Regions from separate parts of the Homo sapiens genome. Here region 1 is linked to region 2. A link is an interaction called in ENCODE POLR2A ChIA-PET data of the cell type or tissue named here. Cell type or tissue: MCF 10A. All regions are shown on one strand. Links, peaks and the distances in the headings refer to the core of each region. The heading gives the core; the rest is flanking DNA.

What was found. Peaks named below come from ENCODE experiments on the same cell type or tissue, not always from the same donor. Only the 100,000 strongest peaks of a DNase experiment are listed, where the experiment ranks them.
Region 1: POLR2A ChIA-PET joins it to region 2 with 18 read pairs; 3 of 35 experiments call an interaction of 5 or more read pairs at or near these places.

Annotation. Positions count from the first base shown.
Region 1 is chr5:143,082,597-143,090,931 of GRCh38, reverse strand. All of the region lies in intron 17 of ARHGAP26 (Rho GTPase activating protein 26), which reads right to left. Among named protein-coding and RNA genes, the nearest start is that of ARHGAP26-IT1, 110 kb to the left of the region's middle. RefSeq lists an enhancer at 251-842. In MCF 10A, for the core only: no CTCF peak of the experiment used is centred there; a DNase peak (open chromatin) is centred at 3,631.
Region 2 is chr5:143,138,205-143,146,539 of GRCh38, reverse strand. All of the region lies in intron 19 of ARHGAP26 (Rho GTPase activating protein 26), which reads right to left. Among named protein-coding and RNA genes, the nearest start is that of ARHGAP26-IT1, 50 kb to the left of the region's middle. In MCF 10A, for the core only: no CTCF peak of the experiment used is centred there; DNase peaks (open chromatin) are centred at 3,309, 3,719 and 5,479.

The DNA.
Region 1 (8,335 bases), core at 114-8,113, 55 kb after region 2:
AAAGTACCTCTGTCCCTCCTGAGTCTCCTAAGACTGGGCATTAGTGAATTGGGACCATTTAATCTGGGGAGATTTCGATAAAGACCCCAGTATCAACCAGGAGTCTTGCTCCCCAATGTAAAGCTTTTATGATGTAGTTGGTCCAATGTTCTGCGGACCACTAAAGAGCAAGAATGAATTGCCAACAGGTTTTTGCAATTTCCTAAAACCATACATTCATTTTACTAGAGGGACAGCCCTCCCCCATCAGCTAACCCAGTGTAATTCTACACAGGTTATTATCTCAAACCCTCAAGTTCTCCCCCTTTTCTAAGCCAGTTCCCTTCTTCTATGGGGGCTGAGGTTTCAGGGACAGACCCTATTAGATTATTTGAAATGCGTTTCTTTGATCCCCCGCCACCTGCACCTTCCTCTAAGCCTTCTTCCAAAACTTCTCACAAGGGAACAATTGCTCCTTCTCCATCTAATGACACGACTGAGATAGCTATCGTAGAAGTTAAAGACTTAAAACAAACTTTGGCAATTAAGACAGGATACCAAGATGCAAATGCCTGGTTGGAATGGATCAAATATTCCATTCACACGTTAAACAAAAGCAATTGTTATGCTTGTGCGCACAGCAGGCCAGAGGCCCAGACTGTCCCCTTTCCACTAGGGTGGTCCTCCAGTCAACCGGGCATGGGCTGCATGGTAGCTCTTTCCCAGGATTCTACAGCCTGGAGTAACAAGTCATGCCACGCTCTCTCTCTGCTATATCCCGAAGTCCGGCACCCTGCGGGTCAGCCCCCAAGGGCCATCCAGCTTCCGTCTCCCAACACTAAGTTCACGACAGGGAGGAAACTTAGTGTTCCTTGGAGACCTGAAAGGATGCAGTGAGCTTAAGAATTTTCAAGAGCTCATCAATCAGTCAGCCCTTGTTCATCCCCAAACGGATGTGTGGTGGTATTGTGGTGGACCTTTACTGGACACTCTGCCGAATAACTGGAGTGGCACTTATGCTTTAGTCCAATTGGCTATCCCTTTCACCCTGGCATTTCATCAACCAGAAAAAGAAAAAAATAAGACATCGTGAAGCGAGAGAAGGCCCTTATGGGTCTTTCAACTCTTACGTCTATTTAGACACAATTAGAGTCCCATGGGGAATACCAGAACAATTTCAAGCCCGAAATAAAATAGCTGCAGAATTTGAGTCAATATTTTGGTGAGTGAAAATTAATAAAAATGTAGATTGGATAAACTAGATCTATTACAACCAACAGTGATTTACTAACTACACTAGAGATGTTGTTAAAGGAATAGCTAAGCAATTAGGGGCCACTAGCCAGATGGCTTGGGAAAACAGGATAGCCTTAGACATGATAGTAGCAAAAAGAGGAAGAGTTTGTATCGTGATTAAAACTCAGTGTTGTACCTTCATCCCAAAACACCACCACCCCTGATGGAAGTATAACAAAGGCATTACAAGGTCTGACTGCTCTGTCCAATGAGTTAGCCAACAACTCAGGGGTAAATGACCCCTTTACAGCATGAATAGAAAGTAGTTCGGTAAATGGAAAAGAATAATAGCCTCAATTCTTACTTCCCTCGCAGCCATAATGGGTGTACTTATTCTTGTCGGGTGCTGTGTCACACTATGCATCCGTGGGTTGGTGCAGAGGCTCATAAAAATGGCACTTACTAAAACCTCCCTTAACTATCCTCCACCTTATCCAGAGAAGCTTCTTCTTTTGGAAAATCCAGCAAAACAACTAAGCCAAGACACGTTAAAAAGTTTAAAAAGAAAGCTGTAAGGAAATGCAAGAGGAGGGATTGTTAGATATAAGTTTTAAATTTATTTTCAAAGAATCAGTACGTCAGTATGTTCAATTATTTGCCTTCTACTTTTAAACTTAACTTCCTCGTAAAGCAACCTTTTTCAATTACCTGCTCCACCCTGACTCATTCCGATTACCTACTCCACCCTAACTCATTCCAATTACCTGCTCCACCCTGACTCATTCCCATTACCTGCTACCCCCTGACTCATTCCGATTATCTGCTCTGTCATAACCATTTTTCCCGCCAAACCACTCACCCCGTCACTCTCTTTAAATTAGCCAATCGGAATTTGTTTAGCTTGTACAGTCTAACCCTAGCCAATAGGGGAACGACACAGCGGCAGGGATCACATATGTCAGGGATAAAAACCCCTTCCCCTCCCTTGCCAAAGTGTGCGCTCACCGCTGCTCCATCTGTAAGGTCGCAGCCTTCTATAGAAGTAACTTGCCTTGCTGAGAATTATAAAGAAAATTTTATATTCGAGTGCTATTCCTTTTGCGGCACCGAAACTTTATTTACAGCATTATCATGAGTTTTTTTCAGTCTCAGATTATCTTGGGTTCTTTCTGCTTCACATGAAATTTAAATGTTATAGGAGGTCCTTACCTTGAAAATAATAAAGACATAACCACTTTTTTTTTTTAACAATTTGGTCCAAACCCCTGAGTTTTATGATCATCATGGCATCTCAGAACAATATATTTAACCATTCTGTCAACAGCCAATACAACCATCATCTACTCACCTGTATATCCTAGTACATATATAGTACAACCGTATATGTCCCACTATAACAAGTTCTGAAAACAAAAGCGTGAGCAAAGATCACAGGTGGTCACTGCACACATAGGGCTTACAGTTTAGTGTAAATGATGAACATTAATCAGAAAATGGCACAAGTAAAAGGAAATATGCAATTGTGAAGAATGCCCTATGAAGGACAGATATATAATCTCAGAAGCACATAAAATGGGGAACTTTTGACTTAACTGAAGACTAGGGAAGGATTCCGTGAGGAACAGTAGCACCAGCTTTATGTGAGACCTTTTAGAAGTGCCACATCCCAGGACCCTTCCAGCCCTAATGAAGAACCTGCATTTTAACAAGCTTCCCAGGTGATTCATGTTTGAGAAGGACTCACTCTTCTAAAGAATGGGCCAGGATAGGCCAGGCGTGGTGGCTCATGCCTGTAATCCCAGCACTTTGGGAGGCCGAGGCGGGTGTATCACCTGAGGTCAGGAGTTCGAGACCAGCCTGACCAACATGGAGAAACCCCGTCTCTACTAAAAATACAAAATTAGCCAGGCGTGGTGGCACATGCCTGTAATCCCAGCTACTCGGGAGGCTGAGGCAGAAGAATCACTTGAACCTGGGAGGCGGAGGTTGTGGACGGTGAGCCGAGATCGCACCATTGCACTCCAGCCTGGGCAACAAGAGCAAAACTCCGTCTCAAAAAAAAAAAAAAAAAAAAAAAAAAGAATGGGCCAGGGTTAATTAGATGAGGAGGAGTATTCTGGCATAGGTAACAGACAAAAGCCCTAGGGTCAGAGGAGGAGAGCATGTCTGAAGAACTCGAAGGCTACTATGGCTGCAATGGAGAGGGTATGGGGAGCACAGTGCCAGATGTTAGGGGCTGGCATATACTAAATTTGGCCATGAGTAAACAAAAGGGTTAGGAGGGACTGCAGTCTCCTGAACTCTATTAGGCATGCCTGTCTGGCACTAAACTGCTTTCCAAACAAACACAACAGTTAGATACTCATCCTTTTATAGTTGCTGAAGGGCAAATTCCTTTAATTCCAATGAAAGAACCAAGTTCTTATAGCACAAGTGGCAACAGCTCTGGCTTCCCACAGTGTGAGAAAACAGGGGAGGCTTACAACACCTTAATTTGAATGCATGTAAGGAATCATATTTAATGTCTTGATGCCTCAGCAGGTCCTCATTAGCAGAGAAGTCTGGACTCTAAAGAGGTAGTGACTACACTCTGAATTCTGCACAAATCTTAAGGCATAGTATATTTGAGGCCCCTGATAACACACATGAGTCACAATGCCAAGGACCCTGGCAAACACTTTAGTGCTTGGGAATCTTTTTGGAACATGATCTAGCAAGCTCGTAAAACTCAGCAGACTGAATTGCGGGAGCTGCACCAAATGGGCGATATCAATAAATATTTGAGACAGTGGAGGTAGGGGGTAGGCGGGGAGGATCCAAAACTTTAATGTGGCTGCAGACATTCATGGATATCTGAGTGCTGGAAGAACCAGTCATGTCCAGTGGCCCCCCTCCATATCAACTAAAGTTAGTTCTGTAGTAATAAGACCCCTGAGCGAGAGGGAAGACTCAAGATGTGGACTTAGGCTGGACAAGAAAATTTATAGCCAAAGCATCTCACCAGCAGCCTTAAGTGCTAAGAAAGACAGAAAACATCTTGACTAATACAAGGCAGACTGGCTCAATCTCCAGCTAATAAACCCTAGAGCAGTGAGCATTTCACTCTTCAGACTAGAATGTCCAAGGTGAAAGGAACCCAGGATTAGAATTTATGGCTCCTTGAAGTCATTTCTTACTTTCTCATCTATTCAGGGACCCAAACAAGTATGCTGGCAAAACTTGCTTACATGATACACTAAAAATAAAGATGGAGTCCCAAGTTTATTTCCCAATTTATGGCTCGTTGAAGCAACTTCTTACTTTCTCATCTCTTCAGGAACCCAACCAAGTGTGCTGGCAAAAGTTGCTTGTATAAGACTCTAAAAATAAAGATGGAGGCCCAAGTTTATTTCCCCCACAGTCAAAATTCTAGAAAAATGATCAACAATGGGTTTGTGTCATTTTAGTAATGCCAGAGGGGACTGGAAGTTTTCTAGTTCCTTGAATGGCTATATGCAACTTAATATAGCCATCTGGAATAATTCTTTTTCCAGATACTCTGGAGAGAAAAACATTCTTCCAACATTTTTCTTATCATCATATCTGATGACAAGATCTGATCAACTCCTGTTCTTTTACAGGTGATAGAAGCCACCATTAGCAGATACCATAAGGAACCCTGAAAGGCCAGCTCTGACAGTCAAAGACTAGGATAAAAACAAGGGTTTTGCCTTGTTTCTTTGTGAAAAAAATTATTAATGGGAAATCTATCAGCCTTAGGAAGTCAAACCTTTCCTTGCATAATAGGGAAAATGTAGCTAAAACTATTTAAATATTATAAGAAACCATTTTTTAAAAAGTAAGACAATCTGAGCAACCAAGATGGTTTCCAATGAGTTTGAAATTCAGGACATTCTTTCGGTTAAGGAGGTTTGTTTCCTTCCTCGTACCCACAGCCACTTCAGGGCTGGGAATCCTCAGCTAACTTTTGGCACTCACTCAAATCCAACCAGATGGATAAACACTTGGTTTAACTGAACCAATGCTGTGGAGCGCTCTGCATCTGCTGCCGCTATCCTCAAAGTCTGGGACAGGGACAGCATGAATAGAGTCAGCTCTGACTTTCAGTGTTGCCTGCCTAGTTATAAAACTCAGACTAATTATCTGGCTTAAAAATTCATCATCATATGCAGTTACATTATTGCCTCTGTCGCGTTCTCCTAAGCTAATCTGTACCTTGACCTTTTCCTCTCTGTACTCCTGTGACACTGCTTGCCTTCACACATGCCATTAACTGGAACTCTCTTCCCTCTTGTCCCCCTCTTTTTTCTCAACTAATTTCTCAATTTCTTTACATTACCCACCTCCCCTATCCCCAAATTAGAGACCCTATGCTCTGCCTCTGTTTTTCATCACATATGTATATGAGACTAACTGGTGAATGTCTCCCCTACTATCTGCCACCAGAGGATGTTCTATGAAGCACCTACTGCAGGCCAGGCCGAGTGGGACAAATGATGTGATAGACACTGGGGCCTATCATCAAGAAGCTTGTCCTCTAACAGAGAGGAAGAAAAACAAGCGAATCAAGAGTTTCCGGGGCCGGGACCACAATTCGCACAACGCATGGGGTGAGGGAGAGGAAACTCTACCCGTGCAGAAAGCGTTTCTTTTTTTTTTTTTTTTTTTTTTTGAGATGGAGTCTTGCTCTGTTGCCCAGGCTGGAGTGCAGTGGCGCGATCTCGGCTCACTGTAACCTCCGTCTCCCTGGTTCAAGCAATTTTCCTGCCTCAGCATCCTGAGTAGCTGGGATTACAGGCACGCGCCACCACGCCCAGCTAATTTTTGTATTTTTAGTAGAGACGGAGTTTCACCACGTTGGCCAGGATGGTCTCCATCTCCTGACCACGTGATCTTTCCACCTCGGCCTCACCAAAGTGTGGGGATTATAGGCATGAGCCACCGCGCCCAGCGGAGAAAGTATTTCTAACGGAGATGTTGGCATAAGCAAAGGCAAAGAGGTGTGACTGTGTGCCCTACAAGCAGCTGGTTATTCCCAAAGCAGCGAGCCTTTGGCATGGAGTGGAGACAGGCGAGGCTGGAGAGGAAGCAGTGTCCAGATCACAAGATGTCTTTGTATGCCACGCTGGAGAGGGCAGAGTTCCCTGTAAGTAGGGCAGTAAAAAGGGCAGGGCTCCCTTTTGGTTAAAAACACGCCTCCCTCCAAATCTGTGGAAACTCAGGCCATAAACCTTCCCCTGCTCTTCTGCCAGATTTCCCATAAGCACCCCATGCATTCCGCTCAAGGGAACAAAAAGAGGGTGAGCAGCTTTTCCATGCATTCCAAATTCATTTCTATGAGCCATTGCCAATCAATCAGCACAGAGTGATGAGAATCTAGAGCTCATGGCTGGGCACAGACAGCTAAATCTGTCTGGTTCTTGTTCTCTTTTTTCTATTTTAATAGCATATAGTGAAAAACTTATTTTTTAATTTTTTAAACTAGGATTAAGTTTTAATGGCAGGGAATACTGTGACCACAGTTATGATCCCAAATCTTACTGAAAATTAATCTGTCCCCTACAGTCGGGTCATTAAGGCAGAGTCTTTTGAAGGTTGTTAAATTCCCACTCAATTATAGTTTTGACCACACTTTGAATGCATCCGGATGAGCTGGTGGCATCATATAAAAGTCAATGACGTGGACGGCGAGAGCCTGCAGATGCTTTAAAGTGGAAAGAACTAAAGAGTGTCTCCTCTTATCTTGAAGAACACTGTTTGCTCTAAAATCATGCCTTAATTTTTATGACACGTAATATAATGACTTGAAACTCAACCTTTGCAAATGAAGTATCTCAAGGTTTTCTTATTAGAGGGATAAGTCTGAGATATAAGATGGGAGAAAGATATATTGAATCGGAGTTAAGAAATAAAAAAGCAGCTGGGTGCAGTGGCTCATGCCTATAATCCCAGCATTTTGGGAGGCAGAGGTGGATGGATCACCTGAGTTCAGGAGTTTGAGACCAGCCTGGGCAACATGGTGAAACCCTATCTCTACTAAAAATGCAAAAATTAGCCGGGTGTAGTGGCAGGTGCCTGTAATCACAGCTACTTGGAAGGCTGAGGCAGGAGCATCGCTTGAACCCAGGAGGCGGAGATTGCATTGAGCCAAGATTGTGTCCCTGCACTTCAGCCTGGGCAAAAAGAGCGAAACTCTGTCTCCAAACAACAACAAAAAGAAGTAAAAAAGCTTAAACAGGAAATTCTTCTCCACTCAAAAAATATTTACTGTGCTCTTATGATGTGGTCAACAGAATGGATGCTGGAGATATTAAGAGACATAAGACTTGCTCTCTCATCTCACAAGGTATGCCTGAGTGGAGCAAAGGGGGAGAAAACGAGACAAAGATAAATTTGGCAGGAGTAAAACTGATCATTAGGCCGGTTACTGCGATGTATGCTTGAGCAGAAATACAGCCGGAATTTTAGGATCATATCTGCATGGTAAACCAGTTTCCAGAGGAAGTGATCCGTGGCCTAATAATGTAAACTAGCTCATAGCTAGGAAACAATGACACCTGTGACTAATGGGAAAAAGAAAAAGGAAGAAGACGAAGAAAAAGTCTCCAGCTCTAGCTTCCCCAAGATACATAGAGACTGCCTTCGACTGCTGTATTATACTCGGCTGAGATTCTTGGTAGCTCTAACTCATCGATATGGTCCAGCAAAATGCAAAATGTCACTCTACAGTGACAATCTTTGCTTAAAGAATATGATATTTAGCTATGAATACCAAAATAAAAATGAGCTACATCAACCTCTTCCCTTCATTTTTAAACTCAAAAACCCGTGACGTTCTGTAGAAAAGGAAAACTCTTTTAAACAGAAGCCATGGGAAAACATCAGTTAGGCTTTTGTGATTTGAAAATGAATAATCTTATTTTATGAAATTCAAAGAGAAATAAAATACTTTAGAAGGAGAGGTATGTCTAAAGTGAGCTATATACAACTCCCATCTTCTTGGTTTCAGATCTGTAATTACGCTTATGTGCGGCTACAGTATAGTGAGAACAAAATAGGCTCAAGACTCAGCCAGAAACATGAATACAATTCTTGACTTTGAAACTTGGTAGCAGTGTGA
Region 2 (8,335 bases), core at 244-8,243:
CATGCTTGGAGAATACTGCCAAGCCAAGAGACAGAAAACCTGAGTTCTCTTCAAGCCCTGACTGGCTATGTGGCCTCAGGCAATTTCTACTTGATCTTGGATTCCTGGTTAACAATCTATAAAATGGGGAGAACAAGAACTGCCTTTCACAGCTTGTGGAACTGTCATGAGGATCAAGTGGGATCATAGGCAGGAATGTATCTTGTAAACTTCAGAACACTGCTCAAAGAACAGAACTTTATGTTCTTCCCATCTTTAAAAACTTGGAATCATAAATGGAAAACACAAATTTTGGAGATAATTTAGCTAAATGGTACCAGCATCCACCATTACTGTAGCAAAATATTATAGATGTGGAATGTGATTCTTGTCCCCTATTTATTACAGATATACCATATTAAAATCAACTGATATTTCTGAAAATTAATTCACTTAAACATCATATCTAGGCTAATCCTGGACCTTTTTGCAGCGAGTCAGGGGTATGTTACAATATATCCCTCAGAGTACAGTCTAGAGTCACTGGTATGATAATTTAAAGGCCAATATTTGAACTCAGGTCTCTTTAGGCAATTAAGAGGGTGATGTGTCATAAAAATACTTTTCCCTTTGCACGAGTCATGTATGTAAAAATAAAGTATGCTTACAAAGTGATTCTAGAGTAAGCCTCACGTTAAATACATACACATTCACCCCAATACCCCTGATATCTTAGCAAATCCTTAATGCCCTAGATAAAGCCCCACAGGAGAGAGAAAAACCCTGTGAGGCTAGCTCCTGACTACTGTACTCAAAGTAGATTTGGAAAAAGTAGATTGAATTGATGCCTGAGATTTAAAACTGTTCATATTTTAAGAGCTTCGTTTTTGAACAGAAACGACAACAAAGAGAAACCAAAAGAGTTACACTGAGCCAAGATGTAGGAGGACTAACAGGGCCTGTAAATGGGAACTTCCTACCAGAAAGAAAAACAACGCTAAGATTACATAATAAGGGGATCATTGAGAGATTGGATGTGCCATTTATCAGTATGAATCAGTATCAGTAAAATTTTCCTTTTCACAAGACACGCATACAAAGATGCCCGAAAGACCATGAGGAACTGGAGGCTACCATATAAAGAGAGAGAGTGAGGACGGTTCCCTGGGCTTCAACTGGAGACATTTACTGCTTCACAGGACAGGAAGAAAAACAGTTGTATTAACTTTAGTTTGAGAAGCTTAAAGGGCTAAGTTTGCATGGCATAATTCTCAGAATTCTTAGGGAACAGAAGAGCATAACTATTGCTCACATTTCTCCTGTGATTATATTTACTTTTCCAGGAGAGGATTATCATTCTACAAACTAAAAACAATATCTTGCTAAAAGTATATTCGTCTTTCTAAAATGTTACCAGGAGATTATTTTTCTCCCTTACTATCCATTAGTAAAGGAGGGTATAAAAATGTATCATAAGGCTTCATAGTTTTACAGCCAAGAGGGCCAAATATGCATCTTGAAAGGCTGACTCTTTATTGGTATCCCTTGCTGGGCCATATGACAAGAAAACCCAGAAACCTGGCATTCCCTGACTATAAAACGACTACAGTTTTGTAGAAGAAAGGTCTCATCATCTGTAGACAACACATAATGAGACTGAGAACATCTAGGTAGAAGATCAAAGCCAAAAGGCTGACAATCTTTACTGACGGTAAGTAGGCAGGTGAGGATTATTCCAGGGAAAGAGTAGAGAATAAGACCAACAGCCAATCAAATGTTTTAGTGGTTATAGCAAACTATACCAAGACAAATTTTACAGCATTTGGAGTCAATTAGGAAATAAGGAGAAAATGAGCCAAGCATAGTGGTTCATGCCTGTAATCCCATCGCCTTCAGAGGCCAAGGTGGGAGGATCACTTGAGGCCAAGAGTTTGAGATCAACCTGGTAAACACAGTGAGACCCCCATCTCTACAAAAAAAGTTAAAAATTAGCCAGGCCTGGTGGTACACACCTGTGGTCCCATGTACTTGGGAGGCTGAGGCAGGAGAACTGCTTCAGCCTGGGAGTTCAAGGCTGTGGTGAGGTATGATGGTGCCAAAGCACTCCAGCCTAGGTGACAGAGCAAGACTCTGCCTCCTTTAAAAAATAATAATAATAATAAAGAAAAAATGATCCCGTAATGTCACTCGAAACAGGAAAGTTTTTCATCAGCTAGGCAAATGAGTACTGCTCCTGACAGAAGCGCACAAGAACAGGCAGCCTAGAAGACACTTTAAAAAATAAAAATTAAAATTAAGCAAATCCTTCAAATAACATAGCTAGACTTCCCTGAGTCACTGATGATTCAATCCAGCTCTGGTATCCTCATAGAAGGTATAAGAAGGACTGATGGCAATTATGTTGCTGAAGGAAAAAAATTATAGGCTAGTGGGCTTCAAAAGAAAAACAGCTAGTTATGAGTCAAGTCAACAAGATCACAGAGGACCATGTCAAAAAGGAAAGAATGCCCACAACTCAGGAGTATGCCTAAACTGGTTGAAGTCAGTGAGAATGCTTGCCCGCCTCAAACATGTTTGTCAACAGGAATCTGTCTTTGTATCAATCACAGAAAACAAGACCTCAGCAACAAGAACATGATAAAATAAATCCCCAAATAATGGTAAGCATGCATTGGCAGTGCTTTCACAAACATATGTTCTATAAGGAGTGACAAACTGCATGTGAACTTGGTCCTTAAGGATGCAAACTACCCGAGGGCAGGGACATGCTGTCTGGCCATACAGCATCCATTAACGTGGCAGGTGAGGTCACCATTAGCCATCCATTCCTGGTGCCTAGCCCATGGGTCACTGACACTAAGGCTCCGTGAATGGTTATAAGATAAATATTAAATATAAGGGAATAATACACAGTCAAAAATTTATGCTGCTGGAACAGAAAGGGGTAGTTTTGCGTGACTGAATTTTTCAGGTGCTTTAGACAGGGACCATAAATGTCCTTGAAACCAAAGTACTGATGACAGTGGGCAGAGTTTTTGTTTTTTGTACAAATCAGGAACGGAAAAACATGAGTATGCAACCAAATCACTGCAACTAAAAAAGGAAAGCCGCAGAATAATTTTGGTGATATTGTACTTGTTCTGGGGGTTGCCATGGAAATCTGGGAGCTAAGCGACTTCACTTTCCATATTTACCAAGTGACTCCGACCCACTCTAATGGCAACCCCATCACACAGGGGAGGCAGGAGCTCTGTTTATCACAGAACCCAGAGGCGAGGCCAGGAAAGCACTCACAGAGCCAAGCCAAATTCACACGTCTTGGCAGGCCCGAACAGGTCTGGCTCACTGAATACACAGAGCTGGAGGGTAAATACGAAACATTTGCGGGAGGTTTCCCCCCATGCATGGGACTCTGTCAGAATACAGGCTAATATCCCAACTTTCCATGGTGCCTAAGAGTAGAGGGCAAAAAGAAGAGGCAAGAGGACTGTTCTTTAACAGCATCTCAGGATGCCTCATAGAGCCAAAAGGAGGGAACAGACTCTCCACATGATCAAACAAGGAGAAAAGGGAGTTACCAGACAGAGCGAAGTTTTACAAAGACAAGGAGATTTATATTAAAAAAAATAGGAAGGCAAACACAAAATACCCAGAGGCTTTCCTGTGCTGTGGTCAGGAGAGAGGTGTACTTTCTCCTACTTGTTAAAGTTTTGCAATGAAGTCTGTAATGTATCATCTTGACAAGATGGGATGATAATAGCACAGCAGCTTAATGAATTTTGCAATAAAAAGTGATGAGTGCACAGCAATTTCTGAGTTTACCATCTCTGGGAAATACCCAAGTACATGGGAAGCTTGGAATCAGACTTTCTGAAGCAATTTTTACCCCCTGTAGCTCTTGTTCCTGATAATAGTGACATGCCAAGCCACACTAAAATCTGAGGTGGTCTCATTTCAGGCTGACCCAGCAGCCTCAGTCCCTATGATAAAAACAAACTTAAAAAGCAGTCTGCGTAATATGTTTGGGTATATAAAAACAGTTTGGACAATGTTTTTTTTTTAAAAAAATCTTAAAAAGGAGTTTGGGTGATGATAGACTCTATACATTGAGTTGAAAAGTAGGCCGGGCGCAGTGGCTCATGCTTGTAATCCCAGCACTTTGGGAGGCCGAGGCAGGTGGATCACAAGGTCAGGAGTTCGAGACTAGCAGCCTGGCCAGTATGGTGAAACCCCATCTCTACTAAAAGTACAAAATTTAGCTGGGCGTGGTGGCGGGCGCATGCAGTCCCAGCTACTCAGGAGGCTAAGGCGGGAGAATCACTTGAACCCGGGAGGCGAAGGTTGCAGTGAGCCAAGATCGTGCCACTGCACTCCACAGCCTAGGCGACAGAGCAAGACTGTCTCAAAAAAAAAAAAAAAAAAAAAAGTGAAAAGTAGAGTCAATCTGTTGTTTTGATCATAGTACATGAAAGATGATATTAAAACCTTTGACAGATTATCTTCAGCAAAACGACTTCTGATTTTGGTTCTGTGTGGACAGACTGACTCCCTGCAGCACCTGTAATAACCCTTTTCTTTGCAAAGGGAAAAAATGCCAATAAAACTGAATTTCATGAGAGAATGGGGAAGTCACTGTGGGTGGCCTGGGATTGCACTGATCCACAGGAAAGAGACGTGGAGGCACAATGAGGAAGACTGGCCCTAAAACACCATTTCAGAAACCGCAAAGGAGGAATGGGCCTCTGATGAATGTTGACTAGGGGGTTGAATGATCAGAGTTAAATGGACACTGTATTACTCACAAGACAGCCCTCTTTTCTATGTGAGACTTGCTTTTAGGAAAAGTTGGTTTCCCGTTAACTTACAGTTGACTGGGATCTGAGGGAGTCCACGTACAGACGGCTTATATTCTTGCTCATTAGAAGGAAACTACACACCTACTTTTATACCATGACTCACAGCAAAATGGGTTTGAGATAGTACATGAAAGGTGCAATTAGGGAGTTTTGTTTTTAATAACTTAAAACCAAGTGAATATATAAGAAATATGCATTTCTCTCCAATTTAGAAAGTCTAGAAAAGCATTTGCATCTGCACACAGATATCCCGTATGGGCCACGCTCCAGTTGTATTCATTTTGGTGTGTAAATGTCCAATCGATCTGCTACACAGAGGAATATATACATATACACACACACAGACATGTACTTTTTTAACGAAGCAGACTCACATCATACTTAATGGTATCTGCTTTGTTCACTTGGTGATAGTGCCAAAAGTATGCGCCTAGAATGGCTTGTTTTCATTTAATGGGTCTAGCTGGAACTTTTTTCCTGCCACCAGCTTTCCACAGCATCATTTTTTAATAGCCACATTATCAACGTGGTTTTCAGTCACGTGTAGTAATTACACATAGTTAACCCAAGAAACACATTACACACCTTCTGCAGCCCGTGTGACAACAGGAATCCATGTGAATAAACATGTCATCTGCCAAAGCAAACAGGTGTGCCCAGGGCACCCGGGATCTGCAAAGGCAACCTGAGAAAGGGCACATGCTACAGCTTTGACTGCTCAGAGAAAGGCATTACGTAAGCCTTTGAATAGTATGAATTCCCAGTCATTTTTCAACAAGGAAGACACACATGAGAAATATATAAGCTGAATTCTCAACCTCTCACTGGGCCTGTCTGGGAGAGGGTCTAGGATGAATTAACGGAACTAAAAAAATTATTCAGAGCTATAATCTCAGCAGCTAGTTAACATGATCCATGTAAAACAAGGCCCAAGAATCCACTCCTGCCCCCACCCCCACCCCCACCGACACTGTACAATGTGTCCTAGGCTGCTGATGTTTTTGCACTCAAGCCTCAGACAGGCTGTCTCAGGGGCCGGGGGGAATCTGCATTTCCCTCACATATGGGCCTCTCTTTTGGAATCTGCAGGCTCCAAAGGGAAGGATATTTCCTTAGTCAGTTGTAAGATACAACTACAGCGTGATGATAATCATCATAATTGTAGCTAACATTTATTAGGTGCTTACTATGGTCTAGGCCCAATGTCAAGTACTTTATATATACTGGCTCACTTAATCATGGCAATTACCCTCCAAGGAAGCTATTATTAGTGATAGATTTTACAGATGAGAAAATGGAGGCTCAGAAAAGGAAAGTAACGTACTCCAGGTCTCAGAGTGGTAGGTGATAGAGATGACATTAAAACATCTCAGTCTGACTGCAGAGCCTCCACTTTCAACCACCATGCCAGGGTGCTCCAAACTCCAACAGTGATTCAAAGAGATGTTCTGCTAATGACAGAAGACAAGCCACCCTGACTGTCCCCACCTTCCCAAGCCAGTACTTCTCTAAATTGAGTTAGCATCAGTATCACTAGGGTGCTTTAAAAATATAGATGCTTGAGCCCCAGCCAAGACCTCCTGACTCAGAATATCCTGGGTAGGAGACCAAGCATCTGTATTTTTAACAAGCTCCCTACAAGATTCAAATGCACACTCAAGTCTATGAACCACTGTTCCAAGAAACGCATTTCAACATCTTGGTATAAATGCTAAAAATTTGGGACAGAATAAATCCTAAGTGTCACTTTGCAAACCCTTGGAAGAAATCTATAAGGTACAAGACCTTGTTGCTGGCTCCCTTCAATCCTTCTGGCTCCCCCTTCTACAGTCGTCCAGAAAAAGCACAGCGTGTGTGTCAGTACCTTTCACCTAGATGTACCAGTACAGTCTCTGCTGGATGGTGTATCTGTGTGGAAACTTGGAGATTAAAGAGTAATCTCCTTTGCTGCCATTCATCTGGGAGCACAGTTGAAAAACCTCGTTCCATCTGTTCGAAGGTGATCGCAAATGAGCGTGAGTGGCTTGGCCGAGCATATTAAAGCTACCATTCAACACATATCGCTCTCTGTGTAGTTGGTGCTAGATTTGGAGGGGAGACTGTCACGTGGCTGCAGCCTGCCAGGACGCACATTGAGGTACCCATTCAATATGGTTCAACTGCCCCCATGTAGCCCTGGAAGCTGGAACAGATGGTTTTCATTGCTTCTGTAACTCAGGCTAGCAAGGTTTTCACTTCTGTAGCTCAAGAACTGACAAAGGTACCCTTTTGGAGATAACAAAGTATAGGGAAGGAAGACTAGAAGACTACCTGGGTACAAATCCCTTCTCTGCCATTTGCTGACAGTGTAACTGCTTAACCTCTTGACCTCAGTTTACTTGTCTGTAAAATGTGGATATAAGAACCTACCTCACAGGATTATCATCAATTGTGGGGATGACACGAGATAATGAGGTTAGTAGGCACATAAGTAGAGCTATAATTATTTTTATTTTTATTGTTATTATTAGATGAGGTTCAAATTTAGTTTGGCCTGAAAGTTCTTTACCAAATGTATCCATTTGTACTTCCACCCCAGCCCCTCAGCATTTTACCGGCAGATGCCCAGCTGAATGAAACTTTGAACTCCAGGTTCTTAAGTGGAACTGGAAACATTTTCCCTTGGAGATAAGGAAGAGTTCGCGGACTAGGTCACAACAGCTAACCCTAAAAGAATGCATCTCCTGGGGAACCATCCCACAATTTGAAAGCAAAATAACGACTGGTTAACAGTGTCACTTTGAGGTAGAATGACAGGGTTCAAATCTACGTTGTTGCCGTGTAACCCTGAGCGTACACTATTTAATGTAAATTTTATTTCCTTTCGACTGTAAAACAGGGACAGTACCTGTGTCATATAATTTTAAAGATTAGTTGGGCTGTTGTGGTGCACAATGTCCAACACAAGAAACCACCTGGTAAGTTATATAGTCATAGATATTAAACACAGACAAGAAAAAAATCAATTTCTAGGGAAAACGTCTTCCAGGTTCAGTTTGGCTAAATCACCTTTCTACAGTTCTCTCCGCAGTTCTACAGACAAGAGCTGCCCACTGCTACTCACAGAGAGACTCTCCCATCACAGACCACCGTTCCTATCTATTGGGCCAGAATGGGACCCTTCATATCATTTTGTATCTTTCTCAAAACTCTTCCTTTCAGAAAACCTTCCTTGACTGTCTACAGATAACTTTGATATCTAGCTCCTTCCTCACTAAAATATTCAGTGGTTTCCTGATGGTTTGTATTTGTTGCTACGATGCTTTCTAAATCCTGCATTTCCCCATCATTCCCTTTCCTCTTGTCCACAAAGTTTTCATCTCAGAGGCTGCTCCCATTTCACTCCTAGCCCCATTTCCATCACACATTGCCTATGATATGAGGAGCGACTTGCTGTCTTATAACTGACCTAAGTCCCTGCCCAGCACAGAGCATGAGAAACCATCAAGCTCCTCATTCTG